Regions from separate parts of the Homo sapiens genome. Here all the other regions are linked to region 1. A link is a contact called in ENCODE Hi-C or POLR2A ChIA-PET data. All regions are on one chromosome and are shown on one strand. Each heading gives the region's core, a stretch centred on a gene start or an enhancer-like site at or near the end of the contact. The rest is flanking DNA. Distances are from core to core; before and after follow the strand shown. Region 1 holds the start of FBXO36 (F-box protein 36). Region 2 holds the start of PTMA (prothymosin alpha). Region 3 holds the start of NCL (nucleolin). Region 4 has its middle 18 kb from the start of GPR55.

Region 1 (2,987 bases), core at 307-2,806:
GTAATCCACATATAAATAAATTAATCGCCTGACTCGCTCTGAATGCTAATACGATTGGGGTGACAATTGGCCCACCTCCCTCCCCCAAGTCCTAGTTAAACCCACCTACCACCAATTTCCATTCTGATCTATTTAAAAGGATACTCTATTCCTCTCAGTCAAGTTTCTCGGCTTCTTTAGGCCTCCCTGCATGCCCCCCTCGTCATCATCCTCCCTCAGCCTCAACTTCCCACGGCTTAAAAAACTGCCCCGCGCAGACCCCGTCTCCGGGCTCGCCCTCCCTCAACCGTCCCTCGCCGTCCCCCTGGGCAGGAAACCCCTTACTGCGGTCTAAAGTCTCTCTGGCCTCTCCCTTCTCTGACCCTCGCTTCCCACAACTGTTGTCACTGGAGCTGCTTCCTAGTTTCCATTTCCGGGCCGTCCACGGCCCCGGAGCCTCCCCTTTCCCGATTTCCGGGCCCCTCGTCCCATTTCCGGGGAACCCTTGCCGTCTTCACACCCCCCACCTGCACTTCCGGCCCCCCACTTTCTCTCTTCCCAGACACCCTCCAAGCTCCAAAGCCCACTTCCGGCCCCCCTTGGTCCCCGCCGAGCTCCCCAACACCCGCAAGCCTTACCCCGGTTCTGTGAAGGGCCCTCCTCATTGCGGGAAGCCGGAGGAGGGACCCAGCGACCCCTACCTCCCGCCAGGCCCCGGTCCCTCCGGCCGCGGCCGCCCTCGAGCGTCTCTCCCGTCCACCCCCGGCCCGGTCCTTCCGCGGCCCCGCCGCCGCCGGCGCCGGGAGCAGGCCAAGCGGGGGCCGAATCGCGGCGATGACACAACCGGGCTTCCTGGGACTTTCTGTTCCAGCTCCTCCCCCCGCCCCCCCAACCCCTCAGCTGGCCCCCTCCCCCAAGGCTTGCCCCCGCCGCCCAGAGCTGCGCCCCAATTACCTAGTTAGGCCCCAAAGTCTCCGGTCCGGACTCGGTGGCGCGGCAGTAACTTCCACTAGCTCCCCCCACCCCCCCCAGCGGCGCGGCGGCGGCGGCTCCGGGTTCCTTCAATTATCAGCTGAGCCGCAGCACCGCGCCCGGCGTGCGCCTCCGCCCGTGCCGCCTCCCTCCCCGCCTGCTCTGACACCCTCGGGGAACTACTTTGTCCTCGGGCTCCGGTTACGGGCTCGTCCGCGGGACCGGCACCGCTGCCTACTGGCGGCCCATCACATCGCCCCTCCCTCCCACGCCTCCCGGCTCGACTCTCTCAGCAGCCTCCGATCTCCGCCCGATCCCTTCGAGGGACCAGGAAGGGGACTGTGGAGATCTACTTGGTATCCCTCCGCCGGGGTCACCCCCTCCCCTCCGTGGTAGCAGGAACTAATTCCCCCTCGGGTCACCCGGGACCTGGAGCTGGAAATTTCACGGATCAGGGTTCCCTAAGACCCTTGGAAGAGGGGACGATCGCCCCAAGTTAGAAATCCTTCTGCCAGCTCATAAGCGTGGTTCAATTTAAACTAGGGTTTTGGCCCCTTGACCCCAACCAAGCCCCGCCCCTTCCTGGTTGTCTTAGCGACGGCGGTGGCGTCCCAAGATGGCGTCGTGGCTGCCGGAGACTCTCTTTGAAACTGTAGGACAAGGCCCGCCGCCTAGCAAAGACTATTACCAGTTACTGGTCACCCGGTCTCAGGCAAGTGCGAGCCGCGGTTTACCCTCTCTCCTAACTCCCTACCTGGCCCGGTTGGGGCCCGGGACGCAGGCTGTGCTAGGCCAAGAGCAACCGTAGCCCGCCGGAAGCGCCCAGTCCCGGCTCCGCGCCGGGAGATTTTCCTCGTCACCTCGGCCTCCTCGGTCCGACGGCCCGCGTGTCCCTGCTCTCCCCGAGCCCGGCTAGTCCCTGGCAAGCCTTCTCTGCCTCCCCGCGGTGCCGCGTGCTCCTTTCCCGCCACCCCGGCTTCTTACCCGTAGAGTTTCCTCCGCGCGAAGAGGAAAACGGGCGTCTCCGGCTTGCGTGCGGCCTCACCTCAGCGTGAGAAGGAGGGAAAGAACGACTCAGCCAAGTGTCCCAAGGAGGAGCCGGCTAGGGAGGGGAAAAGGAGATTGCCTCTTTTCCAGGATAGGAATTAATCATGGAGAATTTTATAAATCTCTTTGTGGCCTTTACGCGTGCCACGGCCACATCAAAACTTAGTTATTTCTAGTAGCAACTGACGATTGGGAGCTCTTACCTTTTGGAGTCCCTTCTATCCCATTGAAAGTGTGCGGGTGGTGGTATAAAAATGTTTCAGCTGCTCTGCGCTTCAGCCCCACCCATAATGACATCTGCTCCACAACAATAAGACCGAGGATTATATTATCTCCAAAGTAACCATCGGCCTATTTTTATGCCTACTTTGGTTATTGAAGGTGGGCTTTTGGATGATTTACTGTGTCCATGAAATTCTCAACTTGAGCGGGGCCTCCATTGGGAAGACGTTTCTAATCCTGGCTGAGTTTACGCCTGTCACTGAGTTATTCATGCACCCTGCCCTTTCAATAGATACTATTCCTATAAAATGAAATTTAGAAGTTTGTATATATTTGTTTTGGTGTGCATATTGATCATTCCCTCAGTTTTTCCAGGAGCCCTTAAACAAAATAGGTAATGAGTTAATTTTTTTATATTTTTGAAAGCATCTTTTAAAATATAAATGTTAATATATATTTTTTAATTTAAGATTTAGAAATATTACAAATGTAAAATCAGCCTGTCCAAAAAAAATTTTTTTTAAAACAGTACTGCTCCTTGCGGAGCAGGGCTAATTCATAGGCAGTGGGCCCAGGGTCAGACTCAAATTTTTAATTAAACTGTTCTTAGGGGGTTTTGCACATTTAGTGATGTATGAAATACTGAAAGGTATCCTTTTCTGTACTTTTTTTTTGGTGTTGTTTTTTTTTTTTTTTTTTTTTTTTGAGACGGAGTCTCGCTCTGTCGCCAGGCTGGAGTGCAGTGGCGCGATCTCGGCTCACTGCGA
Region 2 (2,987 bases), core at 346-2,845, 1.8 Mb after region 1:
AAACTGAGAAGGGAGACTCAGTCTCTCTTCTAGCCCCGAGCGCAAGCTCTGCTGGACTTGGCATCGTCCGCCCTCCACGATCCCACACTCCGGGTTTTCCCCATTCCCAGCTCGGCTGCAACCGAGAGACAGACGGAAGAAACTGCCAATGGAAGGACGCAAAGCGTCAACTTTGTGTTCGCCCGCCACTCTCGGCCAATGTGCGCTCGTGTCTCCGGAGTCCCGCCTTCCGTGTCGGGCGCCCCCTTTTGGCAGCACAGGGACGAACCCTACGTCTCGCCATCTTGTGTGTGGCACAGGTAAATTTCTGGACTATCTTTCCACCTATTCTGGTCCTTTTTCCCACACAACCGATTTCTTAGTTCGACAGCTAAGTGCGGTGGCGATAAGGCCAGCGTAGCCTGTTGTTCTCGGATCGCCCACGTGAGCTAGATCGCTACGTCACGCCACGCTTGCCGAGCCCGGCGCCATCTTGAGTGTGGCGTTTTGATGCTCCCCTTTCTCGGGGCTCCGCATGGTTCTCTAAATGGTCCCCCAAATTTCAGGTAGTCCCCAAAGATTAGCCCAACTGGCTCCAGAGACGATGATTTTTCCCGAGGAACTCTGTAATGTTCATGTGCCCATCGCAGTCCAGCAGTGGGGTGGGAGAAGGGTAGACTCGATGGCCCGGCAGGCCCCTGGAGGAGGCTGCCCTGAGGCTGTCGCGACGGCAGTGACCGCTCGGGACAGACCCTAACTAGAAACCTAGAATGAGGGGACCGCTATGCCGTGCGGGGCCCGCGGGCTGTCCCACTCGAGGGCTGGAGCCGGCATCGCGCATCGAGTCCGCTTGATACATGAATCCGTGTGTGCTTGGGACGGTGCCCGCTTGTCGACTGACTTGGCCGACGGACGCCGGACCTGATGGTGGGCAATCGAGGTCGCCTGCCCACAGGACTAGGGGTGCCCTGCCCTGGGAGGGCGCGAGGGCATGGCAGAGGGACGGGGCGGCCCAGGTGCCCGGGTCTCGGCCTCGTGACCTCGTTGCTCGTCGTGGGGCTGCCGTCCACTTGCACTGGGACAATCCTTGGTCCAAGGCGCCCAGGCGCGGGGGGCGGGCACCTCCGCGGGCACTGCGCTGGGCACCGCCCGGGGCGAGCGCGGCCCAGCACCCCGCCTTCCCCTCCCCCGCGCTGGCAGCCGTCGTGTGCCCGCCGCCCCCTCTTCCCTCCCCCTCCTTCCGAGCAGCCGCGGGGAGGGCGGGAGAGGGAGGGAAGGGGGTTGGGCGGGCAGCTTTGCCGCGCTTTGGCTTTCTGCGTCAGCAGCCCCAGCAAAACAGCTGCGGGAGCGCGCGTCCGGAACGCGCTCGCGCACCCCTCCCCCGCGCCCTCGGCCCTGCTGAGACCCGGCAAACTCCGGCCTTGAATGACAGTGCGATCGGCGACTGCGCAGCGCGGGACGCGCCGGGGCACTGCCGCTTTAAGCACGCTTGTCCATTGTTCGGAATCGAGCCAATGAGCGAGCGCCCGCTCCCTGCGCTCAGCCAATAGCGGCCGGGCATGGGAAGCCGAGCGCCGCCCACTAATCTATATTAAAGCTTCTGGCGCCGCGTGAGTCCCCCACTGGCTGCTCTGAAAAGCCATCTTTGCATTGTTCCTCATCCGCCTCCTTGCTCGCCGCAGCCGCCTCCGCCGCGCGCCTCCTCCGCCGCCGCGGACTCCGGCAGCTTTATCGCCAGAGTCCCTGAACTCTCGCTTTCTTTTTAATCCCCTGCATCGGATCACCGGCGTGCCCCACCATGTCAGACGCAGCCGTAGACACCAGCTCCGAAATCACCACCAAGGTGAGGCTGGACGCCGCCCGCCCCCTCGGGGTCCGCGCGCCGCCGCTCGGGCGGTGTTTGGCGCGCAGCAGCTGGACTGTCTCAAGCCCGCTGTTGCTCCCTCTCGCGGGGAAACGGCCCGCCCCCGGCGCGGTGCCCTCAGGCAGCCCACTCTTTGTGTGGTGCGGGGGAGGGGGCGGGAACCGCCGCGGGCAGACGTGATGCCCGTCGGGGAGTGGGCCGGGCGCCCTCGGGGGCCGAGGGCTAGGCGCGGAGGCCGGCTCACGGCCCTCGAAACTCGTCTGTGGCCGGTATGAGTGGCGGCGGGAGGAGAAGAGCCTGGCTGGGGGTCGTCGGCCCGCCGGGCGCACGGAAATAACTTTGAAACTCAAGCGCGTTGGGAATCGGAAGTGCTGGGGGGCGCGTGTTGGGGCGCGGGCCGGCCGCGGGAAGTGGCGGCGAGCGCCCGCCGGCCGCGCTGCTCTTTGTTCGGCGCCAGGCCGGCGGTTTCGCGCCCTGCAGCGGACCTGAGGTGGTTTGTCTAGACTAAGTCCCGATAAGGCGGATGGGGCGACGGGCTGGCTGGCCGCGACGTCGGCCGTCCCGGCGGAGGTGTGACGGGCTTATCCGCTTTGGGCGCTCTGGGAGGCGGGGGTGGGCGCCCTTCGAGGTGAGTGCGCCGGGAGCGGCCGCCCAGCTTCAGTCATGCACCCGCGGTGCCGGGCTTGGCTGAGGAGGCGAGAGCCCACGCGCCGCAGGGAGGAAAGAGAAAGTGAAGCGCGGCGCTGGGGCGACGATGGGCGCCCCCCGCGGCTGCCCGGGAGCACCGTGTGCGCCGCAGCTCGGGGCGACGCGGGCCAACACGGCGGCCGCGACAGGCCAATGGTAGGGTCGAACTGGGGGGGCGCCCGGGCCCCGTGGCGGGTTCACTGCCCTCGGCTATGAGGTCCTGCGCGGCTGGTGCGGCTCCGCTCCTGTTGTCGGCGCCGCCTCGGTCCCACTGCCCGCCCTGGGTAGCGTCTCCGCCCTTGGCGGGAGCGGGGCGCTCTCAGACTGACTGGCTCTTTCTTAATATTTCGGCCCTCGTCCGCGCCCGTCGTGCCCCTGCAGGGATTGGCGCGAGTCACCTTGGCGTCTCCTTAACCCTTGTGTCCCTGGCGTCATCTCTGACTCTCCCAGGGGCGAC
Region 3 (2,987 bases), core at 153-2,652, 1.5 Mb after region 1:
CACTACAATAAGACATACCTGAATAAAATCTTATTTTTGCCACAGATATCCAATTTCATGTCTTAACTCTCCATTTTGTAGTTTTAACATAATTCTGCATTAAGTTGGATAAAATTACCTCTTCTCCACTGCTATCATCTTCTTCATCTTCTGACATTTCCTCATCTTCACTATCTTCTTCTACCTCCTTTGGAGGAGGAGCCATTTTCTTGGGGTCACCTTGATTTTTACCTGCCTAAAATGGACACAAATAGATCATTACACCTCCACCTCGACATTTCAGGCCATTCATATTTTGCCATTAGTGTTCATACGCCATCATCTCCGTCCTCAGATCCATTTCTCATAGTGCCAAACACCACAACTAACATAGAAACTACTCCTGATGGCAATGCAAGAGGGACTACTCTCAACCGCCCACATTTTTCCTCCCAGGCTTTACCAACAGAAAACCTGCCCTAAGGTAAAAAGTCAACCTGAGGAAATGATTTCTCCTCCCGTTACCTTAGTTAAGCACAACCGTGTTTTAATACTACAAATCCCGGTACTTTATTCTACCACCCTCATCTGAATCCAAATTAACGGTGAAGATCATTAAGGCACTTAAAAAAATGACTACCTTGATTTTCTCATGAAGCTTATGCCTTTCCCAGCGAGACAACCCCGCCCCTTAAAGAGGCGGCGCGGCCACGTGGGGGTACCTGGTAGGCCACCACGTGCCCGAAACACAGCGCAAAAGGCACGCGGCAGAGCCACCTTCCGGGGCCCACCACGTGTCGGCTTGCCAGGCCGGGGCGGAGACATCCGAGCGCAGCCGGGACTCCGACTAGGGCCGATACCGCCATTTCCCGGCCCAAGGCACCCGGTCCCTCTGGAGATTCCAGGACCCACGCGGCGCGGCCCACGTGGCAGGCCGCGCTCCCGGGCACGTGCGTCAGGAGTCGAGTCCCAGCTCGTACGCGTCGCAAAAGTTTGGTCTCATCTCTCCACCCCGAGGCCCAGCGCCCCCTCCCCGCGCTCAGTGACTCTGTCTTTCCCGCCGCGTTCGCCGCCCCCAGCACCTGCAGAAGCTCTTCACCTCGCCACCAAGTAGCCAGAAGCCGCGAGACCTCCCCACTAATCGCGCGAGACTTCCCGCAGCATGGCGCCCTAGAACGCGCCCGGGACTGCGCGCAGGCCCTCCTCCCCGCGGCGCCGCGCTCGCCCCTCGGAAAGCAGGCCTACACGTCTGCGCTCGCGCTCAAGGCCGTTTACCTTCGCGAGCTTCACCATGATGGCGGCGGAGTGTGAAGCGGACAAGTGGCGCAGATGAGTCCAGAAGAAGCCAAGCGACGGCGATGGCGGCCGCGGGTGCTGAAGATCCCGGAGCACGTACACCCGAAGGCCAGCGAGAGCTCGAGACTGAGGCGAAAGACTGAGCCTGCCCAGTAATCGCCTGTGGAAAGGCGACGACGGCGCCCTCGTGACTCCGCGCCGACCAACCAAAGCTCGCGGCCGTCCCCATGAGCCAATCGCGAGCCTCTAACCGTGAACGGCGCGGGGCGGGGAGTAGGCGGGCCGAGGCGGCCACGGGAGGGGGAGGGGCTGGCAACGGCGCCGTGGGGGCGGGGCTCGCTTTGTGCAAGGTCCGCGCTGATTGGGCCGTGGGCGCGCGGGTCCCGGCCTGCGTCGTGGGACTGGCGTTTTTGGCGCCGGCTGTGAGGGGAGCGCGGGGGTGGTGGAATCGGGCGGTCTCCGGTTCGCCAATGTGGCTGGGTCCGTAGGCTTGGGCAGCCTTGGAGTTCCTCAGAGACCCCGCGCTCGGTCCCGGCACGCACTCACGCCGCGGCTCCTGGTGGCCCTGGAGCGAGGAGTCCGCCAGCACCGGAAGTTCAGGGACCGCGGAGTTCCCGTTGGCCCTTTTGGAGGCACAGCTTATCCCTGCTTGCCCGCGAGCATGGGGCCGGAGGCACCCCCCGGCTGCAGGCAGTCTCCTGAGAGCTGTTAATAAAGGCAGTCGCGGGTCTGTGCGAGGTTTTCTGTGAGAAATGCACGAACCTCCCCTACCCCACAGAACCTCAAGCGGGAGATATTTCTCGACATGGGGAACGGCCTCGGAGAAGTAACTTTCTGGCCTCACAGGGCAGGGAGAGGGGCCTGGGAGGGCCGACCGCAGAGCCGGGCCTTTGACCGCCCACAGGTTCCCTGGTTATTATTTGGGTCGAATGCGCCAATTAAGGTGGTGGCTGCGAAGTCAGTGTCACCAGATGGCCCGGGAGCAGGTCGAGAGCCACCGGCAGGGTTCCCCGGCGGCAGGGCGAAGGAGGCCGCCAGTGACTTCCACGGTTAGCTTTGTGGGTGGGTCTCACTCGATGCCGGGCTTAGCAAACCAGAGCATTTCCCTCCGTCCAGGGCCTGCCGGGGATCCATCCCATCCATAGGTCCAGCTATGGATCCATCCATACCTCATTGTTCCTACAGAACCAGGATATCTGCAGCTACGGCTGTACTTGTTAAAAATCACCTCAGGCCGGGCGCGGTGGCTCAGATCCGCAATCCCAGCATTTTGGGAGGCCGAGGCGCATGAACCGGGGAGGCGGAGGTTGCAGTGAGCCGAGATCGCCCACTGCACTCCAGCCTGGGCGACAGAGCGAGACTCCGTCTCAGAAAGAAAAGCATTTGTTAAGGCCGGGTGCGATGGCTCATGCCTGTAATCCCAGTACTTTGGGAGGCTGATGCAGGAGGATCGCTTGAGTCCAGGAACTTGAGACCGGCCTGGGTAATATAATGCGACCCTGTCTCCACACAAAAAATAATTAGCGGGCATGGTGGCGCTCGCCTGGAGTCCCAGCTACTCGGGAGGCTGAGGTGAGAGGATCGCTTGAGCCCAGGAGGCGGAGGTTGCAGTGAGCCGAGATCGCGTCATTGAACTCCAGCCTGAGGAACAAGAGCGAAACCCCATCTCAAAAAAAAAAAAAAGAAAGAAAATAAAATTATTTGTTAAATGA
Region 4 (2,987 bases), core at 343-2,842, 1.0 Mb after region 1:
TCAACTCGGGGTCCCCTTTATCAGCTCATGTCATGCCTTCATCTTCCTCCAAAAGTTGTGCTTTTTAAATATCTTAAACATTAAAATATTTCAAGTATTTGTTTGATATCTATTTGCATCTTACATTGTAAGATCTAAGGGATCCTGTCTGCTCTCTTTAAGAAATATTTGATGAGTTATTGACTGATCATTGAGAGATGGCCCTTTGTTCTCCAGCCCAGGGGTCCTGGACATTCTGGGATCCAGAGTGCAGGGGAGCCTGATGCCCGGGGTAGTGGCCCCCTCTGAGCTACCCTCCCTGTGATGGGGGCTATACTGGGCCTTTTCTTTTCTGAGCAATTTCAGAAAACATTTTGAGATTAAAGTGAATGTGACACAGACCAGAAGGGGCAGGAAGGACACTGTCAGAACCAACAGAACAGCAAGAATACGTTCAGAGGGGCCACCCCCACACTCACACTCCAGGGCTGGGCAGACCCCTGAGAATGCCAGAAGATCACAGAAAGGGGGCCCAGGACAGAGGCAAGGGCCTGCCTCCTTCTTCTGCCTCCTTCTCCTGCCTCAGCCGGGCCTCCTGGCCCTGCCTCCCTCAGGGAGTGTCCCCAGCAGAGCAGCTGAGAGAGAGAATTACTTAGTCCTCAGGGGCAGGAGTCCCAGACCAACCCCACAAGGGACCCAGCCACTGCCCTCCAGCCTCCATTCCCCACTCAGGCCCCCAGGACGTTTTGCAGGAAGGGCCAATGGAGGGCAGGTGGAAGAGGCAGGTGTGGGGGGAGAGCGGCAGGGGGCAGTAGAGCATCTGCCCTGGTGGCTGGAGGCCAGAGAAAGGCCAAAAGGGAGGTCAATGGCACAGGAGGAGTGAAGAGCAGAGAGGGAGGCCAAGCCAAAAGAGCAGAGGGAGGGTGGGCCATGGGGGAAGGGACTTCAGGGGGCTGCAGGGTGGCAGGGTCCAAAGGCCAGGGGCAGCCAGTGGGAGATGGGAGCTTGGCTGTTTGAGAAGGGCCCGATGGGGAGGGTGGGCACCAGACCCAGAAGAAGGAACCCCCCACTCTCCACCCCCACCCCCATCCACAAGAATGGGGTAAGGGGGAAGAGACACGGAAGGGGCAGGAGAAGGGGCAGGCTAGGGAGAGCTGGGTGAAAGCAGACCAATTTTTCCTTCATCATTGCCAATGAACAGAGTGAGAGCACGACCCTGGGGCTCTGAAGTCAGAGTTCCATCCTGCTTCTGTTCCCCTAGGATTTGTCCTTGTGACCTGAAGAGAAGAGAAGAGAAGAGAAGAGGAGAGAAGAGACGAGAAGAGGAGAGAGGAGGGAGAGAGAAAAGAGAGAGAGAGGAGAGAAAGAGAGAGAGAGGAGAGAAAGAGAGAGAGAGGAGAGAGAGAGCGCTCTCTGTAGCACAACTGTGCCCATTGTAGAGAGGTGGAAACTGAGGCCCCAGCAGAGGCCATCCCGGGCAGTGCTTGGACTAGAGCCAGGTCAAGGCCCATCTACATCCGGAGCCATCCCCTGTTAGCAGGACAGCATCCTGGCTGGCTCCCCGCCCCCAGACTGCCCGAGAGCTTGGCTGGCTATTGCCTTCCAGAGCAGCCCCTCCTTCCTGTGCACCTCCTCTCCTCTCCCACTAGCCAGCCCCTCCGTGGAGGGCCAAGAAGCCCAGCCAGCCCTGGGCATGGGTGCTAAGAGATGTCTGGGCTCAGGAATTTCCTGGCAGGAGCAGCAGTGCCCATGTTTGTCTCCGGGCATCCCCAGCTGGGGGGCCAAGCAAGAGAGGCAACAATGCCAGAGTAGGTCACGGAGCAAGAGCCTGGAGAGCTAAGAGCTATCCCCGTCCAGGGTCTGATGGAGTTTGGGTGTTGTCCCCTCTAAATCTCATGTTGAACTGTCATCCCCAGTGCTGGAGGCGGGGCCTGGTGGAGGGGGTTGGATCATGGGGGTGGATTTCCCATGAATGATCTTGCGCCCTCCCCTTGGTGCTGTCCTCTCAGCAGCGAGTTCCTTCTTGCGAGATCTGGCTGTTTGAAAGTGTGCGGCACCTCCCCACCCCTCCTCTGCTCCCACTCTGGCCATGTGAGATGCCGCTTCCTCTTCGCCTTCTGCCAAAATTGCAAGCAAGGTCTCATCAGAAGCAGGGCAGATGCCGGCACCACACTTCATATAAAGTCTACAGAACAGTGAGCCAATTAAACCTCTTTTCTTTATAAATTATCCAGCCTCAGGTATTTCTTTATAGCAACATAAGAATGGCCTAACACAGGGTCTGTCTTAGGAAGGGGCCCTCGGGCTGTCCCTCTTCTCCCTGGCCCTAGCCCAGGAGGAGGACCAGCAAGAGTAGTGAAGTGAGAAGCCTCTCCATGAAGATGCCTTCTGCCATTCATTACACACACAACAGCATCTTGGTCCCAGATGCCGGGTCCCAGAGAGGACCTCAAGGAGACTTCCCAGGAAATTACCCACCACTGGACATTGGACAGGGCAAAGCTGTGGTGTGGAAAGGGGCAAATCCACATCCCTCCAACGTGTGCCCACATGACTGTCCCGGGGGCTTCCATGAGCTTGATGACCCAGAAGCTATGGTCCTGCACACGTGAGTCTGTGACCTGACAGCTGTGCCTGCTTCACCAGTGTAGAGACTTGGATCCCCAGGCAAACCCCAGAAGTGTGGAAGGGAAGGGGAGAAAGCCTGTGGAGGGAGGTGGAGGAGCCGTGGTTTCCAGTAACCATCGCTGGTTAGTTCAGAGGGAAATGTCCACAACAGAGATGACTGTGACACCCGGCACAAGATTTAATTCTCAGAGTGAAAACGAGAATGCCGTGTCTCTGGGAGCCCCCGGAGAATGACTCAACAGTGACGTCCTACAGCATGATTTGCTTTAACTGAAGGTGAAGAGAATCTTTCAGGAGTGGAGAGAATATAACTGAATGCTTTGTCACAAATTTACTTTGATCTCATGTACCCCGTAAATACAGACACCTACTATGTACCA

Evidence for each region. Hi-C counts contacts between places; a loop is a spot of excess contacts on that map. ChIA-PET counts read pairs that join two places held with the same protein, here RNA polymerase II (POLR2A). Pooled maps may share reads with other maps.
Region 2: a loop to region 1 is called in a map of CD8-positive, alpha-beta T cell, with 18 times the contacts of the local background. The contact joins the promoter of PTMA here to the promoter of FBXO36 in region 1. A Hi-C loop is called at or near these places in 1 of 168 maps with a recorded cell type or tissue (CD8-positive, alpha-beta T cell), 1 of 37 single-sample maps with no recorded cell type and 12 of 50 pooled maps. POLR2A ChIA-PET finds 5 or more read pairs at or near these places in 2 of 52 experiments (HEK293 and naive thymus-derived CD8-positive, alpha-beta T cell).
Region 3: a map of ascending aorta shows a loop between it and region 1 (18-fold over the local background). The contact joins the promoter of NCL here to the promoter of FBXO36 in region 1. A Hi-C loop is called at or near these places in 4 of 168 maps with a recorded cell type or tissue (CD8-positive, alpha-beta T cell, ascending aorta and naive thymus-derived CD4-positive, alpha-beta T cell) and 18 of 50 pooled maps. POLR2A ChIA-PET finds 5 or more read pairs at or near these places in 3 of 52 experiments (B cell, CD4-positive, alpha-beta T cell and activated CD4-positive, alpha-beta memory T cell).
Region 4: a pooled map shows a loop between it and region 1 (3-fold over the local background). The contact joins the enhancer-like site here to the promoter of FBXO36 in region 1. A Hi-C loop is called at or near these places in 1 of 37 single-sample maps with no recorded cell type and 3 of 50 pooled maps. POLR2A ChIA-PET finds 5 or more read pairs at or near these places in 2 of 52 experiments (HCT116 and activated T-cell).

Annotation. Positions count from the first base shown.
Region 1 is chr2:229,920,947-229,923,933 of GRCh38, forward strand. It overlaps FBXO36 (F-box protein 36), which reads left to right and starts at 1,557. Exons shown (of 4, transcript NM_174899.5): 1 at 1,557-1,663. The coding sequence starts at 1,568. TRIP12 (thyroid hormone receptor interactor 12) reads right to left here and starts at 1,063. Exons shown (of 42, transcript NM_001348323.3): 1 at 934-1,063. RefSeq lists enhancers at 118-618, 619-1,119, 1,776-1,835 and a silencer at 556-945.
Region 2 is chr2:231,706,930-231,709,916 of GRCh38, forward strand. PTMA (prothymosin alpha) reads left to right here and starts at 1,596. Exons shown (of 5, transcript NM_002823.5): 1 at 1,596-1,822. The coding sequence starts at 1,778. RefSeq lists enhancers at 1-366, 1,006-1,643, 1,644-2,282, 1,645-1,704, 2,283-2,920 and silencers at 1,005-1,404, 1,925-2,104, 2,535-2,844.
Region 3 is chr2:231,463,082-231,466,068 of GRCh38, forward strand. NCL (nucleolin) reads right to left here and starts at 1,403. Exons shown (of 14, transcript NM_005381.3): 1 at 1,255-1,403; 2 at 119-235. The coding sequence starts at 1,272. RefSeq lists enhancers at 471-1,142, 1,048-1,097, 1,143-1,812, 1,158-1,347, 1,858-1,957 and silencers at 662-1,031, 1,378-1,727.
Region 4 is chr2:230,941,744-230,944,730 of GRCh38, forward strand. It overlaps a transcript of GPR55 not described here. Among named protein-coding and RNA genes, the nearest start is that of GPR55, 18 kb to the left of the region's middle. RefSeq lists enhancers at 646-695, 1,626-1,835, 2,146-2,365. Within about 2 kb of position 1,593, at least 2 of the 41 ENCODE cell types and tissues checked have a DNase peak (open chromatin) inside an H3K27ac peak, as active enhancers do.